Linked DNA regions of Mus musculus: all the other regions are linked to region 1. A link is a loop called in an ENCODE intact Hi-C map of the cell type or tissue named here. Cell type or tissue: heart. All regions are shown on one strand. Each heading gives the region's core, and the rest is flanking DNA. Links, peaks and the distances in the headings are about the cores only.

The links. A loop is a pair of places that touch in the nucleus more often than their neighbours do. Peaks named below come from ENCODE experiments on the same cell type or tissue, not always from the same donor. Only the 100,000 strongest peaks of a DNase experiment are listed, where the experiment ranks them.
Region 2: a loop joins it to region 1, with 6 times the contacts of the local background. A loop is called at or near these places in 14 of 42 quality-filtered maps.
Region 3: a loop joins it to region 1, with 6 times the contacts of the local background. A loop is called at or near these places in 2 of 42 quality-filtered maps.

What each region holds. Positions count from the first base shown.
Region 1 is chr12:28,634,982-28,645,276 of GRCm38, forward strand. Rps7 (ribosomal protein S7) reads right to left here and starts at 972. Exons shown (of 7, transcript NM_011300.3): 1 at 875-972; 2 at 599-682; 3 at 435-506. The coding sequence starts at 673. In heart, for the core only: a CTCF peak has its summit at 4,007 (motif pointing right); no DNase peak of the experiment used is centred there.
Region 2 is chr12:28,747,183-28,757,477 of GRCm38, forward strand. It overlaps Eipr1 (EARP complex and GARP complex interacting protein 1), which reads left to right and starts at 4,637. Exons shown (of 9, transcript NM_201357.3): 1 at 4,637-4,822. The coding sequence starts at 4,781. It overlaps Trappc12 (trafficking protein particle complex 12), which reads right to left and starts at 3,218. Exons shown (of 12, transcript NM_178811.5): 1 at 2,980-3,218; 2 at 1-354. The coding sequence starts at 349. In heart, for the core only: a CTCF peak has its summit at 4,481; DNase peaks (open chromatin) are centred at 3,329 and 4,599; H3K4me3 peaks cover 1,782 bases; H3K27ac peaks cover 1,455 bases.
Region 3 is chr12:29,286,519-29,296,813 of GRCm38, forward strand. No RefSeq gene overlaps it. Among named protein-coding and RNA genes, the nearest start is that of Gm31569, 86 kb to the left of the region's middle. In heart, for the core only: a CTCF peak has its summit at 4,595; a DNase peak (open chromatin) is centred at 4,653; H3K4me3 peaks cover 1,285 bases; H3K27ac peaks cover 1,439 bases.

The sequences.
Region 1 (10,295 bases), core at 2,583-5,082:
AATTAACACTCTCCCTGGGTGGCTGAGCAGTGGTAGTTCAGGGCACAGGACCCAGGTTCAGTTCCCAGCACTCACAAGCATTTGTAATTCAAGTTTCAGGAACACGCAAGGTGCATGTACATTAACAGAAGCAAAATACTAACTTACAAAAACGAAACACCTGTCAAACGCCAAACTCAGAAACACCCACTGATCCTCAACCGAGTGGTACTGGGTCTAAACACTTCCAAAAAGTTAAGGTTAATGTCAGTGGGGAAAGAAAAAAAAAAAAAAAAAAGTCCAGCAATCAAGTGCAGAAGGCAGCACGGACTTAAGCGTGAGACTGGCCTGCACTGGAAGTCCCTGTCTGCTGCCCTCCCGTCTCTTGCCCCGGGAATAGAGGCTGTCAACCACCCGTGGGCAGCGAGCGAGCGCACTCCGGGGTCCCCGCTCACCTTGGCTGCGGTGATGTTGAGTTCCCGCAGCTGCGCCTTGAGATCGGAGTTCATCTCCAGCTCGAGCAGCGCCTGGGGAGACAGAGAACGTGGGCGCCATGCCGGGGGTCAGGGGACCCTGAGGTCAAGCGCGATCGCGGGGGGCACCCGGGCGACAAGCTCACCTGAGAGATGCCAGACTCGAACTCGTCCGGCTTCTCGCCATTGGGCTTCACGATCTTGGCGCTCGAGCTGAACATGGCTTCACCCTGAGGGGAGGAAGGTGCCACCGGTCACCTGGGGCGCGGGCCGCCAAAGCCGGGGCCATCTACGGGCGCAAGGCGGATAATCCGCTGCATCCCACCCCGGGGAGCAGGCTCTGCCGCCCCGGACGCCCCCCAAGAGTCTGTTCCCCCAAACTCTGCGAAAAACCGCGGCCACATTGCGGCCCGCGAACCTACCTGACGGATCGCCGGCTTAGAAAGAGGGACGGCTCTCGCGAGAACGGCTCATATCCGGGTGGCGGAAGAAAAGAGGTGGGGACAGCGGAAGTAGGTGGGTGGAAACCGGAAGCTCTTCTGAAAAGAGTTGGACCGCCTAGAGTGTACCGGAAAATAGTTCCCTACTGGGAACTAATGCGGGAGGATGAGCGTGCCGGTTTCGCTTGTTCCCGGTAGTCGTCAGCGTTCGGCTCCGTTGGTGAAAATTCTCCGCTCCCCTAGTTGGAGACCTGGGCAGAGTGGTGGCGGCCGGACGGCCCTAGGAAAAAGAAAGAAAGCAGCTTCCTTCCCCACGAAGATGGGACGTTTCAAATGTTTCATTAGTCCCCAGCTTTCTCCGCGTTTCCTGCTAACACAATGAAAGGGAATCAGCATGGTGGTGGCGCACGCCTGTAATCCCAGCACTCGGGAGGCAGAGGCAGGCGGATCTCTTGAGTTTGGGGCCAGCCTGGTCTACAAAGAGAGTTCTGGGACAGACAGGGCTACGTATACAAACCATGTATCAAAAAATGAGGTACGGGGTTGGGGCGGGAATCAGACTTGTGTTCAGCTCTTCCTATAGGGAATCAAATTAGTGAGGTAGTGTTAATTAATAGTCATTAATTCCTGGTTTTTACGTATATTGCTTGGTACAGCAGACGATTCTAGAACATGTCCAGGAACCCCTGTCTTCACAAGTATGAAGCTGCCCTGTTGAACATCTGCCGAGAATGCTAAATATGGTGGCTCATGCCTTTTCTCAGGATTCAGAGGCGGGGATCACTGTGAAGGCAGGCTTGGTCTGCGAGTGCCAGAGCTGCAATAGAGACCCTGTCTCAAAAAAAAAAAAAAAAAAAAAAAATCCATTTTCAGAGAGTACCAATAACGGAAGCTGACGGTGGGGTTAGCTGTAGAAGGCCAGGCTTCTGCCTGCCTGGGCTACCTGCAAAACAGGGACAGTTAAGCCCTAAAAGGTGGGGAGAGCAAGGAAGCCAGGTCAGTGAGAAACACTAAAACAGAATGAACCTTTAATCTCAACACTCGAGAGGGAGAGGCAGAGGCAGACAGATCTCTGAGTTTGAGGCCAGCCTGGTCTACAGGACAGCCAGGGCTACATAGAGAAACCTTGTCTGGAAAAACCAAAAGGGAGAAAAAAAAAAAAAAAAAGAATGAAGACAGCCCTGGGAGAGCACTCTCTATAGTGGAGCAATTTCCTTTAGTCAGGGCATTGTCAGAAAAAAAGAGACAGACAGACAGATTAGGAACAGTAAGTCAGAAAGATCTGAGGATGGGAAACAACAAACTCATCAAAGCAATGTTTACTGAAGAAATGCCCACCACTGCTGACTGTCACCCTAACTTCATGTGCCCTGTGAGGCTCTGCTCTAGACAGGCAATACAAGCACACCTGATTCACATGTAGTTGAATAGCCTGTTTTAGCCTAGAAGCTGGTTACTAAAACCAAGTGAATCCTTGTCATCACGGAAAACACAGTTTGGTAAAGACATTATGTAAATACATGATGAAATATACAGGACTGGAGGGATGGCTCAGTGGGTCAGAGAGCGATGACTGCTCTTCTGAAGGTCCTGAGTTCAAATCCCAGCAACCACATGGTGGCTCACAACCATCCGCAATGAGATCAGATGCCCTCTTCTGGTGTGTCTAAAAACAACTACAGTGTATTTACGTATATTAAATAAATAAATTTTTTTAAAAAATAAATATACAATATTTTGTTATGGCTTGCATAACAAAAAAATGTGCGAAAGTGTAAGGAGGACAGATGTACACTTTAGGGAGTTAGGAAAGCCTTTGAAAGGGATGATAGAGCTGGGCATGATGGCGCACACCTTTAGTCCCAGCACTTGGGAGGCAGAGGCAGGCAGATTTCAGAGTTCGAAGCCAGCCTGGTAGTGAGTTCCAGGACAGCCAGGGCTATACAGAGAAACCCTGTCTCGAAAAACCAAAAAATAAAATAAAATAAAATAAAATTTAAAAAAAGAAAGAAAGGGATGATAGTACTACCCTGGGACATGAAGGAGCAGTTAGGACCCAGTCACTTGGCACCAGGTACATTTCACCCTTACACCACATTCTGGAGCAGAGATAGATTATTTAGCCTTTTGGGTTTTACTGTCTGTCAAGGTGAGTGGAGAAATTATTACTCAACTACGAGCCAGATCCTTTGTTTTGTCTTTTGTCTTTTGTCTTTTTTTTTTTTTTCAAGACAGGGTTTCTCTGTGTAGCCCTGGCTGTCTTGGATCTTACTCTGTAGACCAGGCTGGCCTTGGACTCATATAGCTCAGCCTGCCTCTGCCTCCTGAGTGCTGGAATTAAAGGCGTGCGCCACCACCACCTGGTTGCAATCTTTCTAATTTTTAAAGGTTCAGGCAGAGGAGGGTAGCAGCATTCACCACTAGTCAGTCCAGAGGTCAGGAAGTAGAGACAGGTAGGTCCCTGTGACTTTGAAGCCAGCCTGGTGTGTATAGTGACATTCAGGACATTCAGGGGTCTTTGAAAAATGTGTCAAATTGAAGCTTCTTTGATGAGATGTATATAAATTATACATATAAATATATATTATTTAAAACAAATTTTAACTTTAAACTTATTTTGATTATATTCTTCCAACTCCTTCCAGACTCTATACACCTCCCTACCCACCCAACTTTAAGTTCTTTCTCAAAAAACAAAACCCTAATATATCAACAAAGTCCCCCAAAACAGGAAAACAGCCCCCGCCCCCAGACACACCAAAAATACCAGACTGTAATGAGATAAAAGCACACACAAACTGAGGAGTACATTATACGTCAACTACTCCTGAACATGAGGCCCACCCTGCAGTGATTAGGACACCCAGTGTCACTTCATTCGAGAAAACTAATTTTCCTCCCCAACAGTTATAAATGGCAGGAAGAAATGTGTATTTGAATCTATAGTCCTGTCTGACCAATCCTGTGACCATGGAAGAACTGTTCCCACTCCCTTAGTCCATATGCCTCTCTGCCTGACCTTTGTCTCTGCTCTTTTTTTTTTTTTTAGATTTATTATTATATGTAAGTACACTGTATCAGATGCACCACAAGAGGGAGTCAGATCTCATTACGGATGGTCATGAGCCACCATGTGGTTGCTGAGATTTTGAACTCAGGACCTTCAGAAGAGCTGTCAGTGTTCTTAACCCCTGAGCCACCTCTCCAGCCCCCTTGTCTCTGCTCTTATATACTCTGTTTAGTGGGAATTGTAACAGAGACTTCTGGGGGAAAACGATTGGTCTTTAAGGATGGTATTGTTGGTTGAAAGTTTCATAGATGGATATATATCTATAGATGGATGGGTGGATAGACAAATTGATGGATGTTCATTATCAGATTAAGGAAACTCTTTCCTGTTGCTGTATTTCCAGGAATTTTTGTTTTGTTTTGTTTTTTGTTTTTTGTTTTGTTTTGTTTTTTCGAGACAGGGTTTCTCTGTATAGCCCTGGCTGTCCTGGAACTCACTCTGTAGACCAGGCTGGCCTCGAACTCAGAAATCTGCCTGCCTCTGCCTCCCAAGTGCTGGGACTAAAGGCGTGGGCCACCACTGCCCGGCTGGAAATTTTTGATATGCATGAGTGTAGGATTATATCACATACTTTAACGATCAATTAGTATTATTGTGTAGGTTTTCTTTGTAGCTTGTTAATATGGTATACGGCACTGGTTAATTTACAAGCATTGAACCAGTTATCCATCTCTAGAAAAACGTAATTCAGTCATGAAGTAACACTGTTTTCATATTGGCTTATTATGCTCATGCTTGTAAAAAGATATTGGGCTGGGCTGGAGAGATGGCTCAGAGGTTAAGAACACTGGCTGCCCTTCCCAAGGTCCTGAGTTCAATTCCTAACAACTGCATGGTGGCTTACAGCCATCTAAAATGAGATCTGGTGTCCTCTTCTGGCTTGCAGGCATCCATGCAGGCAGAACTCTGTATACATGATAAATAAATTAAAAACAGCCGGGCGTGGTGGCGCACACCTTTAATCCCAGCACTCGGGAGGCAGAGGCAGGCAGATTTCTGAGTTCGAGGCCAGCCTGGTCTACAAAGTGAGCTCCAGGACAGCCAGGGCTATACAGAGAAACCCTGTCTCAAAAAAAAAAAAAAAAAAAAAAAACCAAAAAATAAAAATAAATAAATAAATAAAATTAATTAATTAAAAACAAAAGGTACTGGGCTGTGATTCACATTCTTTCCCTCTTTTGAGACTGAGCTCCACTTTGTAGCCCCTGACCTGGAACCAGGCTGGCCTTGAAGTTGTGGTAATTCTGACTTCAAGTGCTGGAATTACAAGTAAACACCACCACAGCCCCCTGCTCCCCTGCTTTCTCTCTCAGGTGGCTTCAATATCAGGTTGATTCCAGCATCATAAAACAAGTTGTACAACGTCCCGATTCTTATGTTTTTTTTGAAAAACACTGGAGAATGGGCATTAATTCTGATCCAAGCATTTGGCTGAATTGTCCTGTGAAATCAATCAGCCAGACCTGAAGATGTGTTTCTTTCTTTTTTTTTTTTTTTAAAGATTTATTTATTATATGTAAGTACACTGTAGCTGTCTTCAGACACTCCAGATGAGGGCGTCAGATCTTGTTACAGATGGTTGTGAGCCACCATGTGGTTGCTGGGATTTGAACTCCAGACCTTCAGAAGGGCAGCCAGGTGCTCTTACCCACTGAGCCATCTCACCAGCCCTGAAGATTTGTTTCTAAAGTGTTTTTAAAATTACTGTTTCTAATCTAGGTGGTGGTGGCCTACGCCTTTAATCCCAGCACTTGGGAGGCAGAAGCAGGCAGATTTCTGAGTTCAAGGCCAGCCTGGTCTATGAACTGAGTTCCAGGACAGCCAGGGCTACACAGAGAAAACTTATCAAGAAACAAAACAAAACATAGGACCAAGGAAAAAAATAATTACTGGTTCTTTTTTTGTTTGTGTGAGACAGAATCTCATATCTCATTATTGCCCAAGGTGACCAAGAAATGACTGTGTAGCTGAGAATGACCTGGGACCCCTGGTTCTCCTGCCTTTACTTCCCAAGTGCTGGGACTACAGATGTGTGTGGGTTGTTTTTTTAAATTGGATATTTTCTTTATTAACATTTCAAATGTTATCTCCTTTCCCTGGAAACCCCCTATCACCACCTCCTCCCCTGCTTCTCTGAGGGTGTTCCTCCACCCACCCACCCACCCACCCACTCCCACCTTCCCACCCTCGATTCCCCAACACTGGGGCATCTGTAGAGCCTTCATAGGACCAAGGACCTCTCCTACTGATGCATGACAAGGCCATCCTCTGCTACATATGCAGCTGGAGCCATGTGTACTCCTTTGTTGATAGCTTAGTCCCTGGGAGTTCTGGGGGGTCTGGTTGGTTGATATTGTTGTTCTTCCTATGGGGTTGGAAACACCTTCAACTCCTTCAGTCCTTTCTCTAACTCCTCCATTAGGGACCCCACACCCAGTCCAATGGTTGGCTGCAAACATCTGCCTCTGTATTTGTAAGGCTCTGGCAGGGCCTCTCAGGGGACAGCCAGGCTCCTTTCAGCATGCATTTCTTGGCATCCACAATAGTGTCTGGGACGGTTTTTTTTTTTTTAAACAATCATTTTAATAGTTTTTTTTTAAATGATCATTTGACTATTCAAATCTGTTTCAGGGCTAGAGAGATTTCTCCATGATTAAGAACACTGGCTGCTCTTCCAGAGGACTGGGGTTCATTACCCAGCCCCTCATATGGTTCACAAACCCTCTGTTACTACAGTTTTAAGGGATCTAATGGCCTTTTCTATCCTCTCCAGGCACCAGGTATTCACACAGCACACAGATACACATGCAGGCAAAACATTCATGCACATAAAATAAAAAATTATAAAAGCATTCCAATTATCTCTGTCCTATTGGCTAAGAATTGGTTGCTATGGTTCTTTATTTTTGAGGAAATTGACTGATTATGTAAGCTATTGAATTTATGCATGTGGAGTTGTTGATAGCATCCCCTTCATATCCTAATACTGATAAAATTTAGAGATACAGCTTTTAAAACATGCTAAATGTATTGTATGGTTTTGCCTGCATGTGGGTATGTGTGCACACCATGCACATGCCTGGTACCTATGGTGGACAGAAGAAGGCGTTGGATCTTATATAGGTGTTGTTATAGATCATTGTGAGCTCCCATATGGATGCTGGAAACTGAATCTGGTTTTCTACAAGAGCAGCAAGTGATCTTAATCACTAAGCGACTTCTCCAGATACCTCATGACTTACATCTCACAGGGAGGCAAGCCACTAATCTACTCCCGAGTTCTACTCCCTATGGAAGTCATAGATATGACGTACAAGATCACAGGACTGTGGAGAACTGGGTCAAACACATGGATGACAGATGGCAACTCAAGGAAACCATATTAGCAGTGGGGGCCAAGCTAGTCTGGAGCCTTGGGGACACATGAAAACGTATGCCTTTTTGTCCTTTAATGCACACAGTATGTAGGGTTGTTTGTTTGTTTTGGTTTTTTAAGACAGAGCTTCTTTTTATAGGCCTGGCTGTCCTAGACCTCATTGTGTAGACAAGGCTGGCCTTGAACTTACAGAGATCTGCCTACCTCTGCTTTCTGAGTGTTGGTATTAAAGGCATGTGCCGCTACTACCCAGCTGCTGAGGTATTTTTAATGTGCCTGTGTTCTCAAATAGTCCCAGCCTACTTCATATTTTTTGGAATAAGTGGTCAGTCTGTGCCTCACGTGGGTGGTGCCCACATGCAAGTGCGCTCGTGTGTGTGTGTGTGTGTGTGTGTGTGTGTGTGTGTGTGTGTGTAAGTTCAGATCCATTCTGCCTGTGCATTTGCACTAAAATGGAGGCAAGCGTTGTCTGTAAAATAGAGTTGCCCAGGCAAGGTACAGCCTGAAAGGCTGTTGTTCATGTCTAATCCCAGCACTTGAGAGAAAGAGATAGAAAGATTGGAGTTCCTGGGACACATGAAACCCTGTCTCCAGTTTTAAAATGTTATCCTTTACTGTGTAAAATACTATTATAAAGTTCCCTGCAGAGCCAGTGAAATGGCTTAGTACATAAAAGTGTTTGTCCAAGCCGAGGACCAGAGTTCAATCACCTAGACTCACATGGGGGAAGAGAATGACTTCCACAAGTTGTCCTTTTACACATATACATGCACACATGTGCACTCACACACATACACACACACACACACACACACACACACAAAATAGGTAAATGTAACAAAAACGTTAAAATGTCCCTGTGTTGGCAACGTATCATCTCAGGGTCTAAAAAGCAAAAAGTCTGAGGAGCTTCAAAGTCATTTCTTCCCCTCCAGAGCCTCGTCATAATAAGCATCAGAGAGGTGGGGATGAACTGTTGTACAGGAGATGGATCTACGAACCTGTCTTTGATCAAAAGTTAATGGACTTCGCTCCCTCCACTCTGGGCTGGCAGGGCTTTCATCACGATCATAGCAGCTTGGGATGAAGATGAAAACCATGGGGTAGCAGGTGCTTAGTGAGCTCGAGGTCACTGGCCTGTACTTTGAAGCTGCAAGGTCACTTGCTCTGAAAAATGACACGAACAAGTTCATGATCATCAGACACCAGAGCCCATCAGATGGAGGGAGGGTAATCACTCTTCAGTTTCCTGTCATCAACTGCGAATCCACTGATCTCTTATGTATTCTACCAAGGGGCACAGTCTCAGTGTGGACCTTCGTGAACGGAGTGAAGGATGCAGAGGCATGTGGCACCCAGGCATCAGAGGATGGCACAAGAGGCATTGCACAGGGTATCTTAGTCAAGATCTGGCCACTGCCAGCATTATTAGCTGCATCTCTCACAGGAGAAAAGGAATCATAAGCAACTCACTGGATTGACAGAGCTGTGCAACGGTGGGCCTGGGAACTGAAGTTGATGCTTATGAACTTTGGTGCTCCTCAGCAGGAGAGCCGAGGAGACAGGATGACAAATGACGTCTGTGTTTCTTCTCCTGTGCTCTTCTTAAGGGGTTGGCATAGATGGTTCCACAGCCGTCCCAAGGATGGAGTGGTTGGGATACCTGGATCTCCATTTCTCCAGCGACCAAACAAGTATGAGAGGGTAGGAATGAGTCCTGACTTCGTGAGGGTAGAGAGTGGGCTGAGCGTTCAGTCTCTGTCTTCTCGACTGGGGACTGTTTCGAGCTCCTGCAAGGACGTTACTATAACCCGAGTGGAATTTTTAACTAAAAAAAAATCTTTTCTTCCCTAAATCGACTTAGTCAGGGTGTTCTATCACAACAGAAAGAAAACACCAGAGGGCTGGAGAGATGGCTCAGCGGTTAAGAGCACTGACTGCTCTTCTGATGGTCCTGAGTTCAAGTCCCAGCAACCACATGGTGGCTCACAACCATCCATAATGAGATCTGACGCCCTCTTCTGATGCATCTGAAGACAGCTACAGTGTACTTAGATATAATAATAAATAAATCTTTTTTAAAAAGAAAGAAAGGAAGGAAGGAAGGAAGGGAGAGAAAGAGAAAGAAAGAAAGAAAGAAAGAAAGAAAGAAAGAAAGAAAGAAAGAAAGAAAGAAAGAAAGAAAGAAAGAAAGAAAGAAAGAAAGAAAACACCTCTTCTGGCCGTCATCGTTGGCAAACACTACATGCATGCAGGAGCACAGGTTGTGTTCTCACAGACTCAACGGTGCATGCCTGTATCTCTGCAGACACCCTGTTCTTTAGAAAGAATGCACTTGCCGGGCGTGGGGGCACACACCTTTAATCCCAGCACTTGGAAGGCAGAGACAGGCGAATTTCTGAGTTTGAGGCCAGCCTGGTCTACAGAGTAAGTTCCAGGACAGCCAGAGGAACACAGAGAAACCCTGTCTCGAAAATTTTTTTAAAAAAGAAAGAAAGAATGCACATGGCTGGCTGGCTGTGGGAACACACAGCTATAAGCCCAGCACTCATGAGACTGGACCAGGAAGTTGTCCTGGGCTACGTAAATATGATGCTTCCCTATGAAGACGACGCTAGCCTTAAACTTGAAATCTCCCTAACTTGGCCTCCTGAGTACTTGGATTACTGGTATGCACCATTTTGCTTTACAAGACTACTTTTTACAGTGAGGCTATTATCTATCTATCTATCTATCTATCTATCTATCTATCTATCTATCTATCTATCTATCTATTTATCTATCTACCTATCTTTTTAAAACACAGTTTCTCTGTGTAGCCTTAGCTTCCTAGAACTCATTATATAGACAAGGCTGGCCTCAAACTCAGAGATCCACCTGCCTCTCCCTCCCAAATGTTGGGATTAAAGGCGTACACACACACACACACACACACACACACACCACTCATTTTTTAA
Region 2 (10,295 bases), core at 3,277-5,776, 110 kb after region 1:
CTGTGCTACTGGGCAGTCGGTGATCAGTGGCACCTCTGGGGGGCTCCCCAACATCCTGTAGACAGCCGAGGTCGCCAACGTCCCCCTCGCTGTTGTTAGGAGAGTCGGAGATGAGCACACTTTCCATCATGTGCTCATTAAGCTTATCTCCGAAGTTGTGAGACCCTTCCGATGTGGGCTCGTTCTCTTCAGATGCAAACTCATCTCCACCAAGATCAATGGTCTCTTCATGGTACAATGGCTGGCTCTCCTCCTCCCGAGACATAGGCTCCGGGATGTTTTCAGGACCTGCCTGGGCTGAAGGAGATGCCTCACTTGGGCTCTGCTCACCATCTTTAGCTGTTTCCATGTTGTCTAAAAATAGAGGCAGTCGTGAATCACTCCACTGTTTTATTTCAAGTATGGGTAAATAAACTTGTTTTCTTTTCTGAGAGAGGATTTCACATAACGTGCGTGGACTTGAACTCACAACCTCTGCGGTTCTGAGACATAGGCTGTACTACTTTTATCTTATCGCTCAGTGGAACACATGTTTAATAGTTCCACATCCAAGGGGCACAAATTAAAAGTTTTTCTTTTTCTAGTTTACTTAATTTTAATTAGGATAAAATACACATAAAACTTGCTAGCCCTTTTTCTTTTTTTCTTTTTTTTTGGTTTTTTGAGACAGGGTTTCTCTGTGTAGCTCTGGCTGTCCTGGAACTCACTCTGTAGGCCAGGCTGGCCTCGAACTCAGAAATCTGCCTGCCTCTGCCTCCCAAGTGCTAGGATTAAAAGCATGCATCACCACTGCCCAGCTTAGCTACCATTTTTTAAAGTATACAGTTCAGTAATGTTTAATACATTCTCATTATTGTCCAATTAACCTCCAGAATTTTTGTCATCTTGCAAAAACAGGAGTTCTATACCCATTTAATAAAACAGATGACCACCATCCTATTTCCCATCTTTTATATTTCCTGGGGACCTCAAGTGAGTAGAATCATAAGGCATTCATCATGACATCCTTGGCCCATTGCAATACACAGTGTATCAGTAAACAAGTGCTGTCTGCCCTTACCGTGAAGGTGGGATCGTCCCTGCCCCCACATCAGGCTCAACCATGTCTATCTCATAGTGTCCTCCGTCCAAGGGCCTTGTCTGGGTGCTAACAATAGCAACACATCTTGAGCGTGAAAAGAAGCGCTTGTGAACAGCTAGAAGGTAACCATTGGCACCAGTGTGAAGCTCATCCGTGGACACTGCTCTGCTCTGCCCAGACCCTCCACTCAGGAATCCAGTATGAAGCCGCTTCCCCAGCAGACTCTGAGGCATGCTGGGAGCACTGACCTGATGATGCCTTTTGGCCCCTCTTTCTGTCAGGCTACGGTAGTCTTCTCTGTTGGCTATTGTAAGCCCTGACTGCATGAGGTGTTGCTGTCTACCGGCTGCCCCAGCCTGCTCTGTGCTATTTGCCCTCTTTGCTTCCTGAGCGCCAAGTCCTCTGAACTGGAACGCACAGCCACCACAGTCCATTCCTCACGGCAGGACACCCATGCCGCAGCACCAATGGGCTTTCCTTCCCTTGGACAGGTGAGTAACAACACAGCACTGCAGGCGTGCGCCAGTTAGCGCATCCATTTACTTGTCAAATGGATGCTTGGGTTCCTTCTAGCCTCGAGCAATCGTGCACAGTGCTTCTGTGAACAGGATGTGTGTCTGTGTGTGTGCGTCTTTGAGACTCTAATTTCAATTCTTTGGTACAGCAAATTCCTATTTCAATGCCCAGAAATCAATGTGCTAGATCATGGCCATCAAATTTTTCTTTTGAGACTGGGTCTTATGTACCCAAAGCCACAGTAAACTTAACTGTTGCTATGTATCAAGGACCACTTTGATCTCTCTCTCTCTCTCTCTTCCCCCCCGCCCCCCGACAGGGTTTCTCTGTATAGCCTGTCCTGGAACTCTCTCTGTAGATCAGGCTGGCCTTGAACTCAGAAAACTGCTTGCCTTTGACTCCCAATTGCTGGGATTAAAGGCATGCACCAACACTGCCCGACCACTTATTTGTTTTTAAAGAGAGAGTTTCTCCAAGTAGCCCTGGCTGTCCTGGAACTCACTCTGTAGATCAGGCTACCCTCGAACTCAGAGATCAGTCTGCCTGTGCCTCCTGAGCGCTCAGAGAAAAGGACCACCACTGCCAAGAGCAATCACAGACCTGCAGTTCCTTCCTGCAACAGCATACACACACTCCGATTTCACCACACACTGGCTGGCTGATACTTTTTTTTTTTTAACATTTATTTAGCTTTTTAATATGTGTGAGAGTTTGTTTTTATAAATCAAGGTCGTAGGTAACCTAAGCTGGCCTTAAATTTGTTATATAGCCTAAGACGACTTTGAACTCCTGAACATCCTGCCTCTACTTCTCAAATGATACAGGCTCAGCACCAACACCTCGTCTTACTGTATTTATTCATTTGTCTATTTATGGTCAGAAGACAATCATGTGGAAGAACAACTCTTCTTCCATCGTGTGGGTCCTGTGGATGCAGCTCAGATTATCAGGAATGGTGACAGACACTGAGCCATCCTGTCAACCCTTGTTTTAGTTTTTAGACTCTATTCATTCTTTCTTTCTTTTGAGGGGGTTGGGGTGTCTCCCTATTTAGCCCAGACTGACCTCAAACTTAAAATATTCCACATCACAATCTCCCGAATGCTTACAGGAAGGAATCACTTTTCCCACACAACACTACTCATTCGTCAGTGGTCAGGTTATGTCTATGGCACCCCATCCTCTATCTCTTAACCCCGACTCTGGCTTACTGCAGTGCTTCATTTATTGTGGGGCTATGACACACCGAGGTCGACAGGAGCAAAAGTTGGGGCAAACCAAAAACATAGCTCGAACACTGGTGATGTAACACGGGCACCTTCTAAGCATGCTAACGAACCCGCACTTTATACACATAAAACCGAGGTCAGGAGGGTGTGTACCTTGTCCAAAACCACAGGGAGCACACAGAATTGGCTAAAGCCCGAAGGAGCCAGCCCCTCGTGGGGCTACTCTGCGTGGCCGAGAGCGGTTGATTACGCGAGGACGCCGCCCTCTGTGGGAAGGTCAAGGGTACCGGCGACCCTCCTCACTGCGACCCGCTCCTCACCTGCCACCCGCCCCTGAGGTCGGGTCACCCACAGGCGAAAAGGGTCCGAAGAGATGACGGAAGACCGGAAGTAAACTCAAGATCCAAGGTCCCGCGCGTTTGTGCGTCTGCGTGTGCTGGCCGCGGAGACCCGACTTCCGCACATGCTCAGTTTGGGAGCCGCTAAGCTCTCCACTGGAAGCCGGGCGCATATCCGGCTCAAGAGCTGTGGGCGGGGCCTAAGGCCAAACTGGGTAGGGGACAAGGATGGTCCTGGAGATTGAAGAAAATCGTCTGTCCTTGGGCCTGTCACCAACCAAGGATGTTTTTTCCTAGGATTTTATCTTTGTGCTAGTTGATTCTCCACGTTTCCCCCCTTGTGTCTGTGGCAGTGTGTGCTAACATCCGTAAAGTTGCGGGGAGGAATTAAGGAGTCAAGAGTCAGCCTTGCTTGCTGAACTCATGGTTGGTTGAGAATCGTCCTCAAGTCAAGAACCTTGCTTTCTTGATTTTCTGTGTCACATTTCTATGACAACGTAAAAACACAGCTCTCATCTCAAAGGGAAGAAGAATTTATTCTGTGAGTGACTATAGCTTGGGAACATAGATTCAGGTCACCGTAGATTCTGCCCTACATGATAACAATTTGATGAAGTTTTACAGTAACAACCAAAAATACCTACTTCTTAAGCACACTTCGGAAGCAGTGGGTAGGTGGGTAGGTCTCAGGTGCTATCTCATGACTTTCATAGCTTTGGGATCGGTGGAAGCTAGTTGCCAGAGGTTTTATCAGAAAGTCAAGGTAAGACAAAGGTGGGCAATGGATGACTACTAAGGGGGCTAATGGTAGCATCACAGAAACTGCTGTCATGAAGGTCAGTCAAGAGATAATGGCAAAGTCAAAACACAGAAGAAACGCGTGTGGAGATCCAGAACTTCATAGAACCAAGACAGTTCATTTCCTATGGTGCATTCTTGCAGTATTTTCCATGCCAGGTCCTAGAGCCTTCTGTCTCTGAGAGCTCTGGACAGTTTAGATCGTGGGCTTAGTTGTGTCTCTGTGCAGGACTGGGTGGTTACGTGAAGTGCACACCGCTCGCTGTATGTCACTGCCCACTTACACCATCACCACAGTCTTGACTCAAGCTTGCAGCATCTTATCTTTAAATGGACATCTAAGAGCCTGCTTCTGAGGCTGGATCGAAGGTCCTGGCAGTGGGTTGGGCAGTGCTCTGGTGCTCAGGACCACGGTTTAGGAGTAAAGCTCTGCCAACCATAATGCCAAGTTAACTGTTCTCTTTAGGGCTCAGATCTTTGGAACTTGAGGGAGCAGCGCAGGATAAGAGCGCCGCCCTGATGGACGTCCATTCCCGCTGCTTTTGCTCCGGGCCCGGCCTTCCAACCCAGGATCTCCTGTAGCTGCTGGGTCTCATGAAAGGCCAAATGAGCATGCGCAGAATAAAGGCCCAGCTGCCATTGGCCACCGGGGAGGAGCGTATTGATGACGCGACGAAGAAAACAGGAAGTGAGCCGTCAGGGAGCCGGTCTGGGTCTCGTAGTCCATTTTTCAGGCGGGGAATGAATGGGTTCTGAGCGATCCCTGGTGAGGGGGGACTCGAGCTCTGAGGCGTGAGTAGCTGGGTAGGCAGAGTATCATGGAAGACGACGCCCCGGTGATTTACGGGCTGGAATTCCAGGTGAGCATGGCGGAGTCGGTGAGGTGCCGCCTGTGCCTGGCCCTCACCAGAGAGCGCCCACACTCAGTCTGGTTCCAAGGATTCTGGGCTTCAAGGCCCGGATTTGGGGAGAGGGTACGCGCAGGGAGTGTGGCCAAGTGAGGGCCAGGGCTGGCATAGACAGCAGAGGGTGAGCACTCGGCCTCGCAGGTGACTTGATTACACTCGCACTTCTGGGGTCTTGAGTAGCAATTATTGACCATTGAGTTGTGTGTTGGATACTGCTCAGTACAAGAGCATTAAAGAGGGACTTCGTGGGGAGGGGAGTTGCTGGCTGGCTGGTCTGTTATGAAGCATTTTGCTCACTCAGGTTGGAAATATACTTGCCTTTTTCCTTATGAACTTTTTATTTCAATAGCTACTAAACTCGTTACAGATTCGAGTCAATAGTGGGATGAGGGTTTCCATCTCCCAGGGAGTTCTTCAGACCTGGACCATGATTTGCTAAGAGCTCACTGGAGACTTCTGCCATTCTCAGCGCCTTCCTGGGTATCCAGAACTCCCATGCTAGGAATCAGGACGACTATTCTACACTCCTCTATTCCTACAAGAATATTCTTGTCTATTCTTTGTTGTCCTGGGAATTACATCTGACATCATCTAGATGGGATCAAATCCAGTGTAGCCTCATTGTCCTCACTCCTTTCTTTTGTGATCCTTCCATAAAAATAAAATCCTTGGACATTGTGTGCTCTTGAACACAAATTTGTAATGATTGCTTTGTGGGGTTGTCCTTCACTTCTGATGGGAGGAGAAACTCAGCTTTCTGCAGGTGATTCTGAATACCCACTATACAGATAAAGAATGAGGCTATGGATGCATAGAGGTATCATATGGTAGGGCTAAGGTCAGACAATGCAGGACAGAGTGAGGCTATGCCTAGATACTGCTACTGAGCTTGTTGAGGGTGTTTCACTCATCTGGGGTATCAGTGTATTTACTTGCAAAATGAGAAGAAATGTGTGGAATATGTTCAGAGTCAATTTTTAGTGTTCCTTTGGAAGCCTAAGTACAAATGGAAGTTACTGGGAGATGTTCCAATTTATCTCAGAGGGGCCTGTCTATGGACTGTGATAATTTTTAAGTGAGATGCATAGCCCCAGTAGTCAGTGTAAACCTTAAAGTGGACAGGCAAGCCTGACTTAACTAAGACAGCGCGCGCACACACACACACACACACACACACACACATTTAATGAACTGTCTTCAGATTGCTCTGTGTACTACCAGTTCAGTGGGAACTTCAGAAGCACTGGGAGGACTCGGGGAACACTACAGGGCCTGCTCTCATTTTCCATGATTTTAGCAGGCCTACAGTCAGCCTGCTGCTTCCTGAGGAAGCCTATGTGCTTGGGGCATCCCACACATGTGTGCTTTCCAGAAGATTTATTTTCATTGTGTGCATGTGAGTGTTTTCTCTGGGTGCATGCATGTGCTCCACATGTGTGCCTGGTGCCCAGGAAGCTCAGAAGAGGGCTCTGGATTCCTTGGAATTGGAGTTAGAGGTGGTTGTGAGCCACCTGATGTGGGTGCTGGAGCCTCTCCGTGAGTATCAAGTTACTCTTAGCTGCTATTTATTTATTATTATTACGTTATTTACTTTCATCTTTATGGTTACTCACAGGCACAGTTCTCCAGATTTTGGGTAATGCCTGAATACTGGGACGGAATTCCAATGCTAGATTCAGCTTCCTTCCTGACAGGTCTCCAGAAGCCTCTTGTTTGTGTCAGCATGTGATTGTCTCCATAGGACAGCATCGTTACACTGGGGAGCTCCCACTGGGGCTGTGCAGCAGTCAGAGCAGCATGGTGCTGCTTACCCGGCCTTCTACTCTCACGCCACCCTGGTCACAGTGTAGTTCCTGGTGGTAGCTGTTCAGGCTTCTTACTTCTTTTCTTTCTTTTTTTTAGATTTATTTATTTTTATTTTCTGTGTATCAGTGTTTCGCTTGCTTTTCTGTCTGTGCAGTGCATGTGCTCACAGAAGCCAGAAGAACTCCTCAGATCCTTTGGCACTGGAGCCACAGATGGTTGTGAGCTACCATTTGGGTACTAGGAATTGAACCTAGGTTCTCTGGAAGTGCAACAGGTATTCTTCACCCCTGAGCCATCTCTTCAGGCCTTCTTTCTTTTGAGATAACTTTTGGTAGCATATTTTCCTAGTGGGTCTATTCATTATTCAGTTGACAAATGTCTTAGCTAGCTTGTTGTCCTCTCACCGTCTTTCCCCAACCCAAGACAGGGTTTCTTAAGTACACTGTAGCTGTTTTCAGACAGACCAGAGAAGAGGGTGACAGATCTCATTACAGATGGTTGTGAGCCACCATGTGGTTGCTGGGATTTGAACTCAGGACCTTCGGAAGAGCAGTCAGTGCTCTTAACCACTGAGCCATCTCTCCAGCCCAAGACAGGGTTTCTCTGTGTAGTCCTGGCTGTTCTGGAACTCACTTCTGTAGACCCGGCTGGCCGAAAGTTGTCTCAAATATGCTACCAAAAGTTATCTCAAAAGAAAGAAGGCCTGAAGAGATGGCTCAGGGATAAAGAATACTTGACGGATTTCTAGATCCACAAAGGATTAACCATTTCACAAACTGGTTTAAGGCTGTCTTTAATGTCCGTCTAAGTGTGCGGAAGGGGAGGCAGGAGTGGACATGCATCCTTAGCCTGCTCCGCCTGTCGTCATCAACTTGAAATGCAGAAAAGACTTTTAATGTAAAATAGTCATTCGCTCTCAGTTGGGTCCTCTTCTGGCCCTATTTTTGGGTACTCTAGTCCTTGTATCATTTGTGTGACCTCAAGTTGCATTTGAAGGTCTTTGTGTACTAATCTTAGGTGGAGCCCATCCCCTGCTTTCTTCCCAGCAGGGTAAACCTGAGTTCTAGCCTTGCTGACCACCTTCTTCCTTTCAGCAGTCAGTGTGGCCTAAGCTAGGTCTTTAAAAGGCACATAAAGCTCAAAGGTTCTGAGGTGTTACTAATAGGCCCCAATTTTGGCATGTGTCTGTGTGGATTTCTAGATCCACAAAGGATTAACCATTTCACAAACTGGTTTAAGGCTGTCCAAATGTCCATCCAAGTGTGCGGAAGGGGAGGCAGGAGTGGACATGCGTCCTTAGACTGCTCTGCCTGTTGAGTGGACGATCACCTTTTCCAGATGTTAGAGTGTGTGTCACCCTGGACATGTAGTTCTTCTATTTTATTTAAATACACTATCAGTTGAGTTTTGTGTTGCTGTCCCTGGAGAAGGGAGGGGACACAGAGGCAGTGTGGTTGATCTTCTGAAATCTAAAATTTGTACCAATTGTGGAAATAGTATAAAGAGTACAAACTAAATGGTCAGTACAATGGTTAAACTCTTTCTCTTACTGATTTTCAAGGAAAAAAAAAGAAGGAAAAACTAAATAAGTAAATAAATATATATTATAACATATATATAATAACTAAATAAATTGTAAAAAAATATAAGGAGCTCAGCTGTGACAGTCAGGAATTCAGGATGCAGGCTGCTGAGGACAGTGGTGAGCTTGGTGAGGGAGGGGCTTGCTGTTGCTGCTGTGACAAATTGCAGAAGTTTAGAGGCTTCTACCTTTCCGTAGGTGAGAAGCCCCACACTAAACCCAATTCACTGGGGTCTTTGTCACTTTGGGGTGGTTCCATGTGAGCATTTGTAGCCGTGCCTTTTCCAGCATCCAGTGGTACCCACATTCCTGGGCACATGGCTACTTCTTCCATCTTTAGAGCCAGCCACAGCTGCCCGAGTCCTTGCAATTACCTGTCTTTCTAAGCTACCATTAGTGTTACTGGAGGCTCATCTTACTAAAAACCCCGTGTCTGAGAGATGTGTTAAGGATCAAGAACATAAAAGGAAAAGAGGGAGGGAGCTTTGCTCACAAATCAACATCTCTCATCCAAGAGGACCATAGAGGGAATGATGAGGAGAGAAGCTAAGAAATGGAGGAACATCCATGTCTTTTCTGAGAATGAGGAGATCTTCCAGGAACACAGGGTGTCCCCTCTCTTCCCTCCTTTCATGGTCTGGAGTGTCCAGTCACAGTCATGGCTGCTTAAGAATCTTTTAACTTTGACCTTAAGTCTAGGTCAACTAAGCGTCGTAATTCAGTTCTGGACAAAATACTTAATCAGTGACCAATGTTTCTGTGCAGAGCATAATAGGATCTGGCCTAAAGGCAAGGCTGCCAAGGAGACCGGCACCAAACCTCTTGCTGCTCTAGTCACCCATGCAAAGCTGTCATTTAAGTGAAGAATAACTTCTCTGTAAAAGTCGGCTGGGAAACTTGTAACTCTACATAGTAGAGCTGTTATTTCTGGCAAACTAATAATATGTGGTTTAGCTGTGTGACCTCCAGATTGTCTGGTCCCTTTTTTCTCAATATCTGAGGGAGGGTCTCATGTAGCCCAGGATGGCCTTGACCTCATGGCCTCTGTGCCTGGGATCATGGGCATTCAGTGGCACATGCAGGTAGTAGCAAATGAAACTGGAGGGTTGATTGAGGTCCCCCCTGTAGCTCACCCTGACTCTGCTGTATTTCCATGTGTTTGTGACTGTAGCACAAGGGTGAATAACATCCTGGACATTCTCCCCTCCTCCAGCCCTTGACTGAGTGGATGCTGCACAAGCCCTTCACTGTGTGTCTGAACACGGATGTAGACATTTTTGATGGGCCATATTTTCCCTACAGCAGGAAGTAAGGTGTAAGTTCCAGGGCCTTGGCCTGGGTCCTGGTAATGATCGCACTGAAAGAGCTGAGCTACTTTACAAGCTTGAAGCACAGTCAGAGTTGGGCAGTCTTTGTTTTCTCAAAGTGTGGAACTTAAGATCTTGTCTTTTATTATGAAAGCTCTAAGCACAGTTGCTGCACTTTATGCTGGCCTAAGTTTCCTAGACTTCACCTTCAGGAGGCTGCTAGCTTCTGAGCGTGATGGTGGCAGGTAGCTCTCAGTTGGGTCCTATAGCTGGAGGTGGCTTCACCTGCAGAGGCACTTTGCCCCAGGCCATTCCATTCTCCAGAGACAACTTGTAGCCCTAGTTGCTCAACTGGGGTGCATGGTATGAAGGCTATCCACTTGGATGACAGGCCTCTGTAGCAAATGCCCGAGTTCTACTTTTCCAGGTACACACACCGTAAGGTTAGAACCTGTTTCCTAGAGACTGGGCCATCGGACTTTCTGCCCTTTTCCATTTTCTTTCCTTCTTCTGCCCCTGTGGTTTTGTCTTCCTGTGAGATGACTTACATTTGATTGAGGGCTAGGTTTCGGCATGAGAGCTTAGATGTTCCCTTCCTGTGGCGGACTTACTGCTGGCAGTTTTCCTCAGCCTGGGAGCAGTGGGCTGTTTGTTGGATCAAGGATTGCGAGCATGCAGTTTCAGGGTGCGCCAGCCTTCTTGTTACAATTCTGCTCCTCACTACTGTGAC
Region 3 (10,295 bases), core at 3,649-6,148, 650 kb after region 1:
TTTCATTCCAGACACAAGGCCTTTGATGCTTTGGCAGAATATGGGGGTGGATGGTTGTATCATTCATTTAATGGTGGAAAAGAGGTTGGAGGGTGAATCAGGGGCAAAATCCATCCTTCAAAGATACCCTCAGTGACTGACTTTTCCCACCGTGCTCCACCTCTTGGTGCTCCATCAAGCTGTGTCAGGATTAACCCATAGCATCCCTGTGATCCCATCACCAGCTAGGTACTAAGCCATAGGCACACACACCTTTGAGGGAGCACATTGTATCTAAAGCATAACAAAAACATAACCATCAGTTTCACGTGAGGAGCCCATGTTCTTCCTTGTCTCTCTCTAGCAAGACTTTACCCCCAGATACACACTTATTCTGCCCTGAGGACCCTTGAAGGTCAGCAGAAAGGGTGCACTAGAAATTCATGATGTGTTGTGGACATCAGAGGATCTTTCTGTACGTGGGCAGTGGGTAAAGTGGCCATCTTGTCCTGTGCACAGAATGGGTGTCTTCTGTGACACACCTGCTGTGTCTTCCAATGGGTGAGCTTCCCATTGATATTGCCAACTCTGGCTTAGTGCCTAGGGCAGATGGCTTCCTTAACAATCCAGGTTACAAACACTTAAAAGCTATTGTAGGGTTGGGGAGATGGTTCAGTAGACAGCCAGAGTTGGATCCCCAAGACCACACATAAATGCCATATGGCACAGTGGTTCCCTTTTAATGCCAGACTTATGTAATAGAGACTGGAGACCCTCGGATTTATATCAGAAAGCTCTGGACTTGATGGAAGAGTCATGAGGAATAATTGCAGACAGAAATGTCAAGCTTCTACATACATGTACATACATGTATGTAGTACACAGGCATGCTCACATGTATCCACATGCACATACACACATGAAAATGAAAATACATTGTAGAGGTATACTTGATTTTATGAAGTTATGTTCAGTTTACTGATACATACAAAACCACAAGTCCTCAGTCATCTGTTGGACTTACTCCCATGATTTGTCTGCCACCCCACTACAGGACCTTGACATGTGTCTGTTGTCTCACAGCTGTGAACACAAATGTCACAGCTTTTGTGTGGACACTTGGAGGGTCATGTTTAGCATTTGTACCTGAGTAAATTTCTAGCAGTAGAACTTATGAGGTGAAACCAGGCGCATTTAATGTTTCTAATTTCTGCTGCATAATCATCTCCTGGAAGTTGTAGAGGTGACTGGGTTTAAGTGAGACTGCTTGTAATTTCCAGCATAAAAGCCACCACCCCTGACTTTAAGGTTAGGACCACTCTCACCACACTCTCAATTGTCCTATAAATTCACTGACCCCACACACTTTCTGTCTTTTCCATTACCATGCCATCTTTTCTAGCTCCAGGGGTAAGAAAAAAAGAAAAAACCCAAAATCTTCTTAATTATTGCATCTTCATACATTTTTATAATAGAAGGACTATTCCCTACTACATTTTTAATTAAACTACTTTTATATATTTATATATAATATATATTTTTGTTTCTTATTTAATTATTTCCTAATGAAATTTAGAACTATTTTGAGTTTTCTACCCAGTTGTAACTTTTCTCTAAAGATGTTTACACTGATACCTTCATTTGCAAAGAAGTAGCATTTCTACCCCTGTGCACTCCTGACACAGGGCTCTGGGCTCTCTTATTCTCTTTGGTTAGATTGAGCAATTCCCTTAACATCTGCTCCCTGCTCACTTCTTCCCTATGCGCTCTATCTCTGTCCACCCATTGTTCCTGCCTCAGACCATTCCCTTCGTCACAAATGAGACACCTCCTTCATCATTTAGCTCAGGATGAATCTATCACATACTTGCTTCAAGATTCTAAGGTGGAATCTTTTTTTTTTTCTCCCCCTAGTGCACAATCAATGCTCTCCAAGTGTCTTCCAGCTCCTCGTGTCTGAGAAAGCTGCTGTCATTTTTTCTAACATTGCTGTGGAAAGTCCTACGGGTTTCTCTTGCTTGCTTTCATGATTGTTCTTAAGATTTCTAATGTATCCTTAGCTGTCAGTAGCTTACCAATGCTGCTCTTTTGTCTGTCTCTGATCTGCTCCAGCACTCACGCAGGTTCTTGCACTGAAATCCCAGCTATTGTTGTTGTTGTTGTTTTTCTCTACTAATCCTTGTGCATCCCTCTCCTACTTTGTCTTAGTTTTAATTTTCTTCCATCCTTGGACGGCTCTCAAATCTGTCTTAATTCCTCTGCCCTTCCCTTCTGTGGGTCCATTCTGCTGTTAATCCCGCGCCGTGTCTTGAATTTTTAATCTGACACTGTTTTTAGTTCCAGGGATTCCACTTTGCTACCGTTTCCTTCCCTCTTTGCTACAGTAAAACAAACACAGGGTATGGCAAGTCTGTCTTTGTCACAGGTTGCTGTGAGTGACCACCACCATCCATTTCCTGAACCTCTCAGCTTCCCACACCAGCCTGTTGTTCCTTTTAGACCCAAGCTTCCCACTGCTGGGTTATTTTTAACTTGACAAAATCTAGAGTCAGCTGGGGGAAGGAAGAATTGCCTAGCTCAGACTGGCCTGTGGTCATGTCTGTGAGGAACTATCCTGACTGATGACCGATATGAGAAGGCCCAGCCAACTGTGGGTGGCACCATCCCTACAAAGGTGGTCTGATGCTGTCTGAGAGAGCTAGCCAAGCATGAGTCTGTGTCAGCCAGAGCCCAAGCTGGCATTCCACATTCCTCCATCAGATACTGACCTGGAAGTGTAAACTGAAGTAACTTCCTCCCCTTCTGGCCGGAATGTTTTGTCACAGCAACAGAAAGCAAAGAATGGCAGCTTACGGAAAAGCAGGGCGAACTGTTGTAGCTTTCAGATGTTCTCAGATGAGATTCTTAGAGTCAACGGAGGCTGTGTTCCTTTAACACTTTCTCAAAAGGTTCTGCTTGATTCGATGACAGCAGGTTGTCAAGCAAACCCAAGATAATTTGACCACAGATCTGTAACCTTTTAACTCTGTACAATCATAGAGTTCTAGTCAGGCTTGTGGAATCTTTAACATGGGCGTGCCCTTAATTTCTGCTGAGAACTTCGGTTCTTCGCCTACATTCATAGATGAGGAAACTGTTAAGGAGTGCAAGGGGGGGCCTTTGCACCTGCATGCTTGGAAATGCTGAAATCACCTTGACCTAGAACCTAGGAAACAGAATTCTCACCTCCGGTGATCAGGGAGGCTTCAGGCTCCCTAGTTGGTCTATCTTCCTCCAGACACCATCTGTATAGTAAGAGCAAGAGGGCAATGGAAAGAAAGAAGGACTGGGAGATCAGCCTATTCCATGAGGCAATCCTGAGCTACAGGACTACCTCCTGGAATAATGCTTTTCTTTTCAAAAGGGTTTTACAGTTAAAATATCATTGGAAGCTTTCCCCACTACTAGTTTTCCTGTCTTACCAAGGCGCACAGGAAGACATATTCTCTGTAAGCTCGAATTGTGAGGTACATGACTTGTGAGGCCCCATGCAAAACAAAAACGCATGCCCTCTATTTGACAGTTAGTGGCAGAGAAGCTAAGCTGGAAGCTTTTTGAGCTCAAGTTCACCCTGGATCAGAAGCTCATTAGTGTCTAGCAGGGGCCTTCACAATTTATTCCAGCTATGAAACTCAGGATGCACGGTCACTAGGCAGAATTGGCGGCTGCACACCTCTTCCTATTCATGTGGAATTTAGTTTTATAGTTGTGTTTTCCTCAGACTTGTGTTTTTGCATCCAAACTAGAATCAAGCGCAGGCACACAATCCCAGCTTGCCGCAGATTCAGGAGTGGGGACGGGGGAGGGGGCAGTCTCAGAAGAACAGGTCGACATGACCCTAGCTCTGTTTTGTACTACTAGCATGTGGAGCTTCTTCAGGTAAAACCAACAGAAAGAAGCAGGAGGCAGCCGCTTCAGTTGGGGCACCTCAGGTTGCTAGGGAGAGCAGATGCTGCACCTGGATCTTATACAGAACTCACAGGCACTGATCAGAAACCAGAAGCAGGAACCAGCCAGGCAAAGATTATGGCTGAGTGGACCAGAACTGTCGTGTCAGACAAGCCTAGGAGTGGATGCAGTCTTGTACAACCCACTAATCTAGAAAATCTACTACAAACAATAAGGGATTCTTTCCCAGAAAGGAACTACTCAAGCCGCAGTTACCCTCGAGTCCTGCACTCACACCCTGCATACAGATGCACAGAACGACAGGTGTACAGGCATCCGTCCAAAATCAAAGGCGACCGTTTTGAAATAACAGCTGTCCAGCTGCCCTTGAGCTCCAACACAGACTTCTCGTCATGCATGGTTACTATATGAGAATTCTTGGTTGTGCTGTGCTGACCAAGCCGTGTTTAAAATGCACGCTCTGCTTCTTTATTTAAACAATCGGGACCTCTGCATGCCACAACAGTCAGCCTCAGGCACAGAATGAGAGGAGCTAAAGGCCGCCTCCTACCATACACAGCCCTCTTGCAACTCTGCCCTAGTAGGAAACTGCCTAGGCCGCAGGGCATGCCGGGGCAATGTGCTGCATGCCGGGCACTGCAGTCTTCTGCTTTCCACGGCTCCCTGGCGGGGCTCCTTGCAATGCATACTGGGAATTGTAGTTTAAGGGGCTCCTTTTCAGAGCGGCAACGCCCTGGAGCCGTGCATGCTGGGAAGTGTACTCCATAATTCCTCTAGTAGAAGCCGCCTTGGTCCCTGTGCAGGACACGCAGGTCTGAGACCATTTCTTTCTTCAAAAAACTGGCCTGCTGCCTTGCCTGCTGGGAAATGTAGTTCCTCAGTGCCGGAGACTAGAAGCCCGGATGTAGTCTTGCTGGGCATTTCCTTGTAGTCTTCCCTGGCATCCTCTCCCAACCCCCCGAAACCCCGAATTTTGGCTGAAAACCTGGGAACCTGATCAATCCTGTCACAAAAAGCCAAAATCAAACCGAAACAAAACCACCTGCCTTTCCACAAAGTTAGCTAGCACTAGGCTAAAATTCCAAGGTCATCCTGAGGAAATATTAATCAAAATAAGAAATTTACAAACAATAAGAATATAAAACTATGAAGTTAATTAAGATACAGCTGGCTGGGCAGTGGTGGCACATGCCTTTAATCCCAGCACTTGGGAGGCAGAGGCAGGAAGATTTATGAGTTCGAGGCCAGCCTGGTCTACAGAGTGAGTTCCAGAACAGCCAGGGGTATACAGAGAAACCCTGTCTCTCAAAACAGACAAACAAACAAACAAACAAACAAACATAGATGAACGAAGACCCTGTCTCTCTAAATAAATAAATAAATAAATAAATAAATAAATAAATAAATAAATAAAATAGCGGAACGAAGACGACATAGTCAAAACTTCAAGGAGCTCCGGTCATCTGAGAATTAATTCTAAACTTGAAATATACAATCTGAAAACTCATCCTTTGAAATTTAATTTTGTACGTGTGTGTGTGTTTGTGTGTAACTATGTACTCTTCTTACTGAACTATTTCCCCAGTCCTGTTTCTGTTTTTTAATTAAAATTTAATTTTTTTTTCAGTGCTGAGGATCAAATCAAGTTCTTGCACATATGCAAAGCAAGCACTTTCCCACTGAGCTACTCCAAGTCTTGGAATTGTAATTTTAAATAATACATTTTGTGTATGTATTTATGGTATGCACATGGTGTCTTGATATATAAACATACATTAGGAAATGTGTTGGTTAAGAAACTAGCATGTCCTCTATCACACATTTTAAAAAGTGATTAGGAATTAACTTAAATATCTATCAATAGATAAATGGATAGGAAGTGTGATGTATATACACACTGAATTATTATTTAGCCTTAGTAAAAGAGGGGATTCTATAACCAGCAATGACATAGATGAATCTTTGGGGCGCTTTGTCTTAAGTAGAATGAGCCAGACACAGAAAGACAAGTATTGCATGAGCTTGCTAATGTGTGGGTTCCAAAGAAGTACAACCCATGGTATTAAACAGTAATTGTGGTTTCGACAGCCAGGAACAGAGGTGGGAAGTTGGAGAGAGGGAGACCAGGGGATAATTCAAGGAAAGGTGAAATAATATCAGCTGTACTATATAGCATTGTAATTAAGGCTAATAGCAATGATATAACAAACATGGGCTCACAGTTATCATTTTCATGCATTGATTTATGGATCAGAATCCAGCATACACATACACCTCAGGATATATATCCACTAGTGTGACCGTAACCTTTTGGAGAACCGCCGCACTCATTTTTGGCTGTTGTGATGGCCAGTCTTGGTTGTTAACTTGATGCACCTGGGAAGAGTGAACTTGAGGTGAGTAGTCATCTTCATCAGATCCAGCTGTGGCCATGCCTGTGGGGAGTTTTCTTGATTGCTAATTAATTTAGGAGGGTCTAGCCCAACGTGGGCAGTGCCTGGATTGTGTGAGAAAGGAAGCTGCATGAGCTCAGGGGAGTAAGTCAGTAAGCACCAGTGGTCCTGTTGCTTCTTCCTTTGTGTGGCCTTTGCTTCAGTTTCTGCCTTGGCTTCCCTCAATGGTGGACCGTATCCTGAAAGTTGAAACAAACCCTTTCTTCCTCAAGTTGCTGTTGGTCAGTGTTTTATCACAACACCCCAAAGCAAATTAATATATTTGCATTAATTAGCATTCCTGTTACCAATGCACCAGGGTTCCTTTAAGTCCACATCTTTGGCAATACAGGTTATGTTTTGTCCTTTTGCTGTTACCTGAGCAGTTCTCAACCTGTGGGCCACAACTCCGTTCACGGGGTGGGGTGGGGGGGTGTCACCTAAGACCATCAGAAAACACACATATTTAAACCACAATTCATTACAGTAGCAAAATTACAACTATGAAGTGGCAACAAAAGTAATTGTGTGCTTGGGTGAGTGGGTGGGTGGGTGGGGTGTCATCACAACATGAGGAACTGTATTCAAGGGTCACAGCTCAGGAAGGTTGAGAATCATTGGGATAGCCGTTCGTGACTGAACGAGGGAAAAATCATCTCATGGTTTTAATTTGCACCATGATTTTGTGATGTTGAACAGTTTTCATGTGCCCATTGGCCCTTTGTGTGTCTTCTCTTGAGAAATGACTCTTCAGTTCCTTTCTGCTCCCTTTTCATTAGTGCTACTAGCTTGCTTGCTGATGAGTTGAAATCTACCTATTTTGAATAGTAGCTCCTAACCCTAAGTAGACATACGATTCATAATTACTCTCATTGTATATGTTGTCTCATCTCTATTGATGGCTTCTTTTGTACTGCAGAAAAACTTGAATGTGGCTTGATCCCATTTTCTTTGAATAATGGGATGCAGTCCCACTTGTATATTTGTGCTTCTGTTGTCTGTGCCATGGAGTTCATATCTGAATTAGCTTTTCTTAGAGCAGTGTTACTAAGCATTCGCCTTTTGTTTGCCTGGGTTTATAGTTTTACATTTTATGTTTCAGTCTTCACCCTGTTTTGTGTTGGCTTGTGTGTGGTGTAATGAAAGGTCTAATTTCATTTTTCTGTGTGTCTGGGCCCCGTTTATTGAAGAGACTGTTGCTTTTCCAGTTGTGTTCCTGGAATTTTGGCTAATGAGCACAATGCACAATTTTCCACTCATTCAGTTGGTCTGTATGGGCATTGTGCCAGGATCACCCTCTTGTTGCTTAAGTTTTGTGGCATATTTTGAGACCAAGTAGCAAAGATAACTATAGCTTGATTCTTTTTGCTCATCTTGCTTTGATGACTAAAAATCTTTTTTTTTATTACATATTTTCCTCAATTACATTTCCCATGCTAGCCCAAAAGTGCCCCTTGCCCTCCCCACCACTCCCCTACCCACCCATTCCCACTTTTTGGCCCTGGCATTCCCCTGTACTGGGGCATATAAAGTTTGCATGTCCAATGGGCCTCTCTTTCCAGTGATGGCCAACTAGGCCATCTTTTGATACATATGCAGCTAGAGTCAAGAGCTCTGGGGTATTGGTTAGTTCATAATGTTGTTGCACCTGCAAGGTTGCAGATCCCTTTAGCTCCTTGGGTACTTTCTCTAGTTCCTCCATTGGGGGCCCTGTGATCCATCCAATAGCTGACTGTGAGCATCCACTTATGTGTTTGCTAGGCCCCGGCCTAGTCTCACAAGAGACAGCTATATCAGGGTCCTTTCAGCAAACACTTGCTAGTGTATACAATGGTGTCATCGTTTGGAGGCTAATTATGGGATGGATCCCTGGATATGGCAGTCTCTAGATGGTCCATCCTTTCGTCTCAGCTCCAAACTTTGTCTCTGTAACTCCTTCCATGGGTGATTGTTTCCAATTCTAAGAAGGGGCAAAGTGTCCACACTTTGGTCTTTGGTCTTCTTCAGTTTCATGTGTTTTGCAAATTGTATCTTATATCTCGGGTATACTAAGTTTCTGGGCTAATATCCACTTATCAGTGAGTACATATTGTGTGAGTTCCTTTGTGATTGGGTTACCTCACTCAGGATGATGCCCTCCAGGTCCAACCATTTACCTAGGAATTTCATAAATTCATTCCTTTTAATAGCTGAGTAGTACTCCATTGTGTAAATGTACCACATTTTTTGTATCCATTCCTCTGTTGAGGGGCATCTGGGTTCTTTCCAGCTTCTGGCTATTATAAATAAGGCTGCTATGAACATAGTGGAGCATGTGTCCTTCTTACCCGTTGGGACATCTTCTGGATATATGCCCAGGAGAGGTATTGCGGGATCCTCCAGTAGTACTATGTCCAATTTTCTGAGGAACCGCCAGACTGATTTCCAGAGTGGTTGTACAAGCTTGCAATCCCACCAACAATGGAGGAGTGTTCCTCTTTCTCCACATCCTCGCCAGCATCTCCTGTCACCTGAATTTTTGATCTTAGCCATTCTGACTGGTGTGAGGTGGAATCTCAGGGTTGTTTTGATTTGCATTTCTCTGATGATTAAGGATGCTGAACATTTTTTCAGGTGCTTCTCAGCCATTCCGTATTCCTCAGGTGAGAATTCTTTGTATAGCTCTGAGCCCCATTTTTTTAATGGGGTTATTTGATTTTCTGGAGTCCACCTTCTTTTTTTTTTTTTTTTGTTTTTATTTTTTTTTCTTTCCATTTTTTATTAGGTATTTAGCTCATTTACATTTCCAATGCTATACCAAAAGTCCCCCATACCCACCCACCCCCACTCCCCTACCCGCCCACTCCCCCTTTTTGGCCCTGGCGTTCCCCTGTTCTGGGGCATATAAAGTTTGTGTGTCCAATGGGCCTCTCTTTCCAGTGATGGCCGACTAGGCCATCTTTTGATACATATGCAGCTAGAGTCAAGAGCTCCGGGGTACTGGTTAGTTCATAATGTTGATCCACCTATAGGGTTGCAGATCCCTTTAGCTCCTTGGGTACTTTCTCTAGCTCCTCCATTGGGAGCCCTGTGATCCATCCATTAGCTGACTGTGGGCATCCACTTCTGTGTTTGCTAGGCCCCGGCATAGTCTCACAAGAGACAGCTACATCTGGGTCCTTTCGATAAAATCTTGCTAGTGTATGCAATGGTGTCAGCGTTTGGATGCTGATTATGGGGTGGATCCGTGGATAAGGCAGTCTCTACATGGTCCACCCTTTAATCTCAGTGGAGTCCACCTTCTTGAGTTCTTTATATATATTGGATATTAGTCCCGTATCTGATTTAGGATAGGTAAAGATCCTTTCCCAATCTGTTGGTGGCCTTTTTGTCTTATTGACAGTGTCTTTTGCCTTGCAGAAGCTTTGCAGTTTCATGAGGTCACATTTGTCAATTCTCGATCTTACAGCATAAGCCATTTCTGTTCTATTCAGGAATTTTTCCCCTGTGCCCATCTCTTTGAGGCTTTTCCCCACTTTCTCCTCTATAAGTTTCAGTGTCTCTGGTTTTATGTGGAGTTCTTTGATCCACTTAGATTTGACCTTAGTACAAGGAGATAGGAATGGACCTTTTCGCATTCTTCTACATGATAACCACCAGTTGTGCCAGCACCATTTGTTGAAAATACTGTCTTTCTTCCACTGGATGGTTTTAGCTCCCTTGTCGAAGATCAAGTGACCATAGGTGTGTGGGTTCATTTCTGGGTCTTCAATTCTATTCCATTGGTCTACTTACTTGTCTGTCACTATACCAGTACCATGCAGTTTTTATCACAATTGCTCTGTAGTAAAGCTTTAGGTCAGGCATGGTGATTCCACCAGAGGTTTTTTTATCCTTGAAAAGAGTTTTTGCTATCCTAGGTTTTTTGTTATTCCAGATGAATCTGCCGATTGCCCT